Regions from separate parts of the Homo sapiens genome. Here all the other regions are linked to region 1. A link is a loop called in an ENCODE intact Hi-C map of the cell type or tissue named here. Cell type or tissue: dorsolateral prefrontal cortex. All regions are shown on one strand.

What was found. Peaks named below come from ENCODE experiments on the same cell type or tissue, not always from the same donor. Only the 100,000 strongest peaks of a DNase experiment are listed, where the experiment ranks them.
Region 2: a loop joins it to region 1, with 7 times the contacts of the local background. A loop is called at or near these places in 33 of 110 quality-filtered maps.
Region 3: it touches region 1 in a loop (7-fold over the local background); 9 of 110 quality-filtered maps call a loop at or near these places.

What each region holds. Positions count from the first base shown.
Region 1 is chr15:81,409,299-81,411,798 of GRCh38, reverse strand. All of the region lies in intron 6 of TMC3-AS1 (TMC3 antisense RNA 1), which reads right to left. Among named protein-coding and RNA genes, the nearest start is that of TMC3, 36 kb to the right of the region's middle. In dorsolateral prefrontal cortex, CTCF peaks have their summits at 1,131 and 1,339 (motif pointing left); a DNase peak (open chromatin) is centred at 1,208; H3K4me3 peaks cover 389 bases; H3K27ac peaks cover 1,462 bases.
Region 2 is chr15:82,197,147-82,199,646 of GRCh38, reverse strand. All of the region lies in intron 15 of EFL1 (elongation factor like GTPase 1), which reads left to right. Among named protein-coding and RNA genes, the nearest start is that of EFL1, 64 kb to the left of the region's middle. RefSeq lists an enhancer at 1,328-1,387. In dorsolateral prefrontal cortex, CTCF peaks have their summits at 1,255 and 1,458 (motif pointing right); a DNase peak (open chromatin) is centred at 1,456.
Region 3 is chr15:81,471,486-81,473,985 of GRCh38, reverse strand. No RefSeq gene overlaps it. Among named protein-coding and RNA genes, the nearest start is that of TMC3, 99 kb to the right of the region's middle. In dorsolateral prefrontal cortex, no CTCF peak of the experiment used is centred here; no DNase peak of the experiment used is centred here.

The sequences.
Region 1 (2,500 bases):
GTGTTAATATAATGTTCTCTGGTAATGGCTTTGATCCCAAATCTCATTTTTTAATCAAATTTCATAACCAGAAGAAAATAGAGAAATGGATCAGCCTATTGTCATCATTCATTCTTTTATTCAATCTATATTGAACCTTCTACATGCCACACACTCTTCTAAAAGGTGGGGATACCGTGGGAGCCAGACAGAGGGAATTCCTGCCTGCTTCAACAATAACTGTAGGGAGGGAAGGCAGACAATCAAGTATAAAATGAGACTGTTTTATTCACATAAGTGCAGAGGGATGAGAGAGTGAGTAACTGGAAATAATTTTAGATGGGATGGTCAGGAGAGATCTCTCTAATGGGGTGACATATGGCTAACAGATGAGACAAAGAGTCCTGCAGTAAGCTGGGAAAAGAGCATTTCAGGTTCCCATTTGCCCCCTGTGCTCTGGCCCCAGCAAGTGTCTCAATGTTGCAGAAGTAAACCAAGACTTTTAGGATTAATAGCTGTTGATGCTGCTCTTGGGGAGTTGGGATACACCCTAGTCTTCACTGGAGTGTAGTATCCTTGTGGACGCTAGATGGGGCAGGGCCAGGGAGGAAGGTTCCCTTTAGGTTTCCTTTGATAGAACCTGTCTCTGAAAGGTAAGCTAGAAGCTGATGGAAGAAAGGAAGGCAAGTGGCAATTGTTGGTTAGAACTTTATCCTGCCAACTCCCTGCTAGCTGGCCCATGCCATTCGTTCATCTGTTTAGGGGATAAAAAGTGTATGCAAGTCTCTGATTGCATGAAGATGCAATGAAATTCACCTTGTATTTACTGAATCATCTCTCAGGCTTTTCACAAATAATCAACTGCTATCGTCAGTTTTCAATATGGTCTTTTTCTGTAGCTTTATGACAGACAATAGCAGGACTTGCTGTCTTAAAAGACAATGAACTACAAAGTCTAAAATTGTGTAGCTTTTTCTTTATTTTCTAGCAGATATCTTTGCTTATCTGACTGCACTGCAACAAGAACTTCACAAGTACATTCTGTAGTAACACATCTTTGAGCACTTACCCAAATTTGTTCCAGAGACAGCCAAGAGAACCACCCTCTCCACTCTCCAGGGGCACTGCAAAAATACAAAGCCTGCCTGTTTACATCACAGAGTTGCACAATTGCAAGTCTGTAACAGCAACCGGCATTAACAAGGAGCGTCAGGCACCTCCCTTCCTTGAAGGAGCTCGCAGATGTAACTTTGTGACAAACAGGGCGTTTTCTCTCAGCCTGCTCCTCTCTTGTCAGCAACACAAAGGCTCCTTGGCAATGGAATTGTTTTTCTCAGTTCTCTGGTGCCATCTGGAGGTTTGATGTTAGATTCACAGCCAATAATTTAATTCTGCAAACAGGTCCAGGTGTGTGGCAAAGAGGCTTGAGTGGGTAACTCATAAATTAAGATCCTTAGTCTGCATCCTTAAAGGGAAAGTGAAGCACCAAGCTGAGAAAATGATTTAGGTACTTTTGACAACACGTTCTTCTTAATGTAAAAATCAAACAGCAGTAGCTATCATTTGTTTAAAGGGGTGGAAAAGAAGGCGCTATGTAGATGGGTGGTCTACATTTTAAGGGCTCATTAGGCACTGTTCATTGCTTCACTTCACTGACACTGGGGAGACTTGAAGCTTAAATTGCATTAGCCCAAGTTCAAGTGTTAGGAGGACAGCAGGAAAATATTGTAGAGGTTTTTTTTTTATATTATTTATTTATTTATTTATTTATTGAGACAGAGTCTCTGTCGCCCAGGCTATAGTGCAGTGGCACAATCTTGGCTCAGTACATCCTCTGCTTCCAGGGTTCAAGCAATTCTCCTGTCTCAGCCTCCCAAGTAGCTGGGACTACAGGTGCGTACCACCAAGCCCAGCTAATTTTTGTAATTGTGGTAGACACAGTGTTTCGCCCTGTTGGTCAGGCTGGTCTCAAACTCCTGCCCTTGTGTCCGGAGTTTGTTCCTTCCAGTGGGTTCATGGTCTCGCTGATTTCAGGAATGAAGCGTGACCTTCACAGTGAGTGTTACAGCTCTTACAGGTGATGCGGACCCCAAGACTGAGCAGCAGCAAGATTTATTGTGGAGAACGAAAGAACAAACCTCCCACAGCCTGGAAGGGGACTTAAGCAGGTTACCGCTGAGGGCTGGGGTGGCCAGCTTTTATTCCCTGAGTTGTCCCCTCCCATTTGGTCCATTTTACAGAGTGGATTGGTCCATTTTACAGAGTGCTGATTGGTCCATTTTACAGAGCACTGATTGGTCCATTTTACAGAGTGCTGATTGGTTCATTTTACAAACCTCTAGCTAGCTACGGAGCACTGATTGGTGTGTTTTTACAGAGCACTGATTGGTGCATTTTACGAACCTCTGGCTAGCTACAGAGCACTGATTGGTGCATTTTACAAACCTCTAGCTAGCTACAGAACACTGGTGCGTTTTACAATCCTAGCTACAGAGTGCTGATTGGTGCATTTTACAATCCT
Region 2 (2,500 bases), 790 kb before region 1:
AAATAAGTTCACTAGGGAGCTAAAGCTGGGACTGCAGCTTAAACCCAGCATTATGTTGTTCTGGTTTCTTTATTATTACCAAATAAATGATTTGAAACAGTTAAAATTATCCCAGCACTAGTTTCTTTTGAGGGAGTAGCCTTTTCCATTTTCATACAAGGTCTTATTTTGCGGGCCGCAGTCCTAGCTGTCTCCAATTGAGCCAGAAGGCAGCAGCCAGAACTACTTTTGCCTGAGGGTCTTCCCTGAGACAAAGACTTATGCCCTTGGCCTTCTTACTCTCGGATATTTGTGAAGCCCAGGATCTCTCTCTCTTTCTCTCTCTCTCTTTCTCAACTTCTGGAGCAACCAACTGCTATCTTAGTGTCATAAGTTAATTCTAATATACCTGGGTGGCCTTTAATCTAGTTCCATTTTTCAAAGTTTTTGGCTTTTGGATAAGACCTTTTCCTGCATTGACATAGCCTCTCCCTAATTTTATCTGTTTTTGGACTTGGGATTTGGAGGTGGAAGGATGTGAGAGAGGGAGGAAGGAATATAAGGTGTCTTTCATAAGCCTTCCTTTCTCAGGATCCAAAGATTTTTAAAAAGAAAAAAAGCAGGTTTTGTTTTTTTTTAATGCAGTGAACTATTTTTTCCTCTGAAAAGTGAAATCTTTATTGGCTTAATTTTATATCCTAATCATTTACTCACATTTATTTTGTGCTTACTATATGTTTGGTTCTATATTGATCACTAGGTTAGGTTTCTCATACTGGGTGCTTAGTCTTCCAAATTATTTGTAGGTGCTTCACAGTTTTGATCGCAAACTAGTAAATAAGGCATCCTCTGGTTGGAGAAACAGCACTGGATTTTACCAGTGGGACCTCTGGCAAGTTGGCCACTTTGTGGGAATTTCCAGACCTGAAACTGCATCTGCATAGAAGGAAGTTGAGGTAGATGAATCTCTATGGCCTTCCTTTCTCTCCTGGTTGGTTTTCCAGGACCCTTCCTCACCTTTTCCACTGTCCATGTCTTGGGTTTTCCTGTATTTCTTAGTTACGTTGCTGTTTTCAGTACCCTCTGTGCCCTCTTCTCTATCTGTGGGTTGCTTTAAGTGACATTCAGACAGCCAGAGGTCCAGAGGCCATTTGACATAGAGGAATTCCATCCTTCCAAAGATCTCTTCTCATAAGCAGGAGTTTTTTGTTTTTTAAACAAAACAAAATAGTTATCCTGATTGGATCCATGAGGACTAGCTCACTTGGCTGTGCCTCGGGAGAGGTCCAGAATGGCTTTCTTGGACTTGAACGAGCTCAGAAGCATTGGCACTTTCTCGTTTACACTGGCCTTGATTTTGGGTAGAGACTGAGCAGGCCGAAGTCCCCTCTCTGAAGCCATCATGGGATGATGGTAAAAGGCATCTGCAATGTTCCAGCTCTAGCAGGGTCACAACTGCACTGAGATGAACACAAGGGGGCAGCCTTTCCCACAGATTTTCATCAAATCACAGAGAAACAGAGTGCAATTTCAATGTCAGCGCATGCATGAGCCTGTGCTCTGTCCACACCAGTGCCCATGTGTAAAACGTGTAGCCTGTAACTGTTTATAAAGGGCCTTAGGGTTAACGGCATATGAATGCTCAGTAGATTTTGTGCTTTACTGTGCTACAGTTTCGTTAACACAACCCAGGACTTCTCATTGTAGGTTATAGACTATATCCCCCTGCCTAGCCCAGAGTCTTACACATGGCAGGCAGGCAGGTTGGCAGGCAGGGCAGGCAGCAGGTAGGCAGGCAGGCAGGCACTTTTTATTACTGGAGGCTTAGAGATGACTGAATCATTAATATAGAGGAGTTGAAATTGATTTAGCCTGCTGTTTCAACCTGAAGAATGACTTCAAAGCAGGCATTTAAATTTATTTTGGCCCTTTTTTTCATTCTCTTGCCCCTCCTACCCCTCTTCCAACTACTAAAGGCATTGTTTCAACTGTATATATTTTCTCTATTTTTGTTTTCTCTTCATCTTGGAAATTGAGTTATGACACCTTTGGTTGTTTCTAGTTGGAAAAAAGCATTATTATGAAAATATATGCTGTTTAGTGAGCAATGAAGCAGAATATAAAATATCACTAATATCCTGAACCCCCATGCAATTAGAAGCACATTGTCACTAGTTTTGTTTTATGTTTCCCAGATGACTGTTAATTTAGCAGTTCAGCACATAATTGCATTGATGATCATATTTCTAAGGATTTGAGTCTATTGATTCAAGTGTAGAATTGAAGTAAAAGTTGTTATTCCTTCACTGTTGTATCTGAATTTGTTTTATTATTTGACTCTATAATGACTGGAAGAAATCAGATATGCTTGGAAATCAAAGGTAAATTTTCTGTCCCCTGGGAATAGGGGTGGAAAGGAAAGAGGAACATTTTTTTTAGCTCTAAACAAAATGAGCAATTAGTAGATTTATTGTATAATAGTTGTTTTTCTTCAAAACCACAAGCCTTCAATTTTCTAAAA
Region 3 (2,500 bases), 62 kb before region 1:
GCCATGCAAAGATGTGAGGGAGGAGAAAGAGCAAGTGCAAAGTGCCAAGGCATGAATGCACCTCAAATACACAATGAAGCACAGCAAGGCATATGGCCTGATGGCAAAATAAGTGGTGGGGAGAGCCTTAAGAGAGACACTGTCTGGCAGCAGTGGAGAATGAAGTATATCGTTCTGTTAGACCAGAGCTTCTCAAGCTCAGACTATTAACATTTTGAGTTAGATATTTCTTTATTGGGTGGGGAGAAGGGGTGTCCATATGCATTTTACGATGGTTTGCAACATTCTTTGCCTCTACCTACTAGATTCCAGTTGCATCACTCTAGTTGTGAGAACCAAAATTATCTCCGAGTATTTTCAAATATCCTTTGGGGACCAAGTCGCCCTTCGTTGACAATCACTGTGCTGAACCACACTATTCTTTCAGGTCAGTTTCCAAATACTGATCCATGCCCATCTGTGATTTTGATCAGCCTAGCAATTATAACGTGGTCACATACTTTCCCTACAACCAATGACGATTCTTCCCTTTATACTTGCCTACAGTTGGAGGAGCAATTGTATCACATGCTTGTCCTGTCCAATGAATTTTGGCTGGTAGCCTCACATTTTATCAGAAACACAAAGAATCTACTGATGTGGCTTGAGTCAGAAATCCTAATCAACACCCTCATAAGGCCAGCCCGAGTCCTCGTTCTTGGCAGCACTCTAAAGAACTTCATGCCAGATAATGGACAACTGTGCACAATAACAGGAGAAGAAAAGGGTCCAGGGTGAGACAATCTGGGCCCCTCTCTGGCTGGTCTTGTTGCGGCAACTACTCTTTCTATTGAAACCAATAATCTTTTATTTAATTGGCACATGATGAGGATTGTAACTTAGGCTTTCAACAAGATGATATTTTTGAAATATTTATAGGTGTGCCCCTGCCCTGCCAATATCTATTCCATCTTTGTGTTTTACCCCCAACCCTTACTATTCAAGAGCTGGATTATTCCCTGCTCATTATTTCCGAAAGAGACTGTGACAGCTGAAAGAAGAGAAAAAAGTAGCTGCTATCTGGCTTTGAATATCAAAAGAACAGGTTTTGAGAGAAAAGGGAAAGAATAAAAGATCAGACAGAAAGAATAAGAAACAGGAGAGTACAGGAAAGGCAGTTCTCCCTCCCTGGCCCCCACCAACCCTCCACACATACACACACGCACACACACACGCATCCTGGGCTTGATGGATAAGGAGAAGACAACACAGAAGCGATGGGACAGAAGAGACAGCAAGGTCTGAGAAAAGGAACTAAGTCACTTTTGCCAGTTGCCTGGCTTCTACTTGAGCAAGGGGCTCCATCTGCTATGTGAACCCAGAGGCGATATCCATTGCCTTTTCAAACCATGTTCTTCTGATAGCAGACAACACTTTGCCCATTGGTTATCTAGCCAGAAGAGTGCCCTTCTACACCAGACCCCTTAAAACCACTGGCACCATCCCACAGCACAGATACGTCCAACACAGACCCTGGTCACCAAGTTGGATGAGGCTGGGAGTGGTGTGAAAGGGAGAATCCCAAAACTTACTCACAGGAACCCAACAGGGGCAGGAAGTAGGAGTGAATTCTCCTTCTAGAGGTCACAGATGGTTACTCTTAACTTGCTGTCTGTGCCCTCTGTACAATGGAAGCAGAGCAGTGAATCTGTTCCCTGTCCATACGATCTGAGGCACTGGTAGATGTTCAACGGGTCCCTCCAATTTTCCATTATTTCTGTCATTTCCAGTCTAAGCTGCTGTGAACTTGAGGTGTCCCAAGATAGCAGGGCAGCTTGTGCTTTGGTCTGGTTCTATGTATGTATATCCTGCAGAATTTCCCCAGTGTTTCTAGTATACAAATGATGTTTGCCCTTTTTAAGGGCTTCTACTGCTTTTTCCTCCCCAATTTTCATATTTATTTGGTCATTTCAATGAAAATTTGGAAGGGATAGGCTTCACTCAGTTGAACTAAATTCCTTCTCTTGAAATTCAGTGTGCACTGTCTTTCCAATGTCATCTTAATTTTACCATAGTTTGTAGAAAGTCTTTAAAATTTGGCTGATTCTACAAACCTTTGCTCACCTGTGGTCATTTCAACAGGAATGCATAAGAGAAGCAAATTTATGAAAATATGGCCTTACATTGCCTTGTTTTCACCAGATTCAGTCGATTTTTTAAAAAGTCTAGCTACAAGTTGACAGGGTATACAGAATCTCCGTTCTGGGATTACCTCTGGTATTTTAGGTGTGACTCATTGGTGCTTTCTGGAGAATTCTGACATTGGCAAGAAGAAAAGAAAAGAAAAGAAAAGAAAAGGCATTCTCTTGTTAATGTCAATGCATACAGTGGCCTTCTCCTTAAAATTTCCTCCAGTGCCATGAGCAGACAGCAAACTGGATTCTATTCCCCTTTGTACCCCTTTCATTTCTTTAATTTTCTTTATTGGCACTTTACATGAAAGAAATTGTACAGAGTTAAG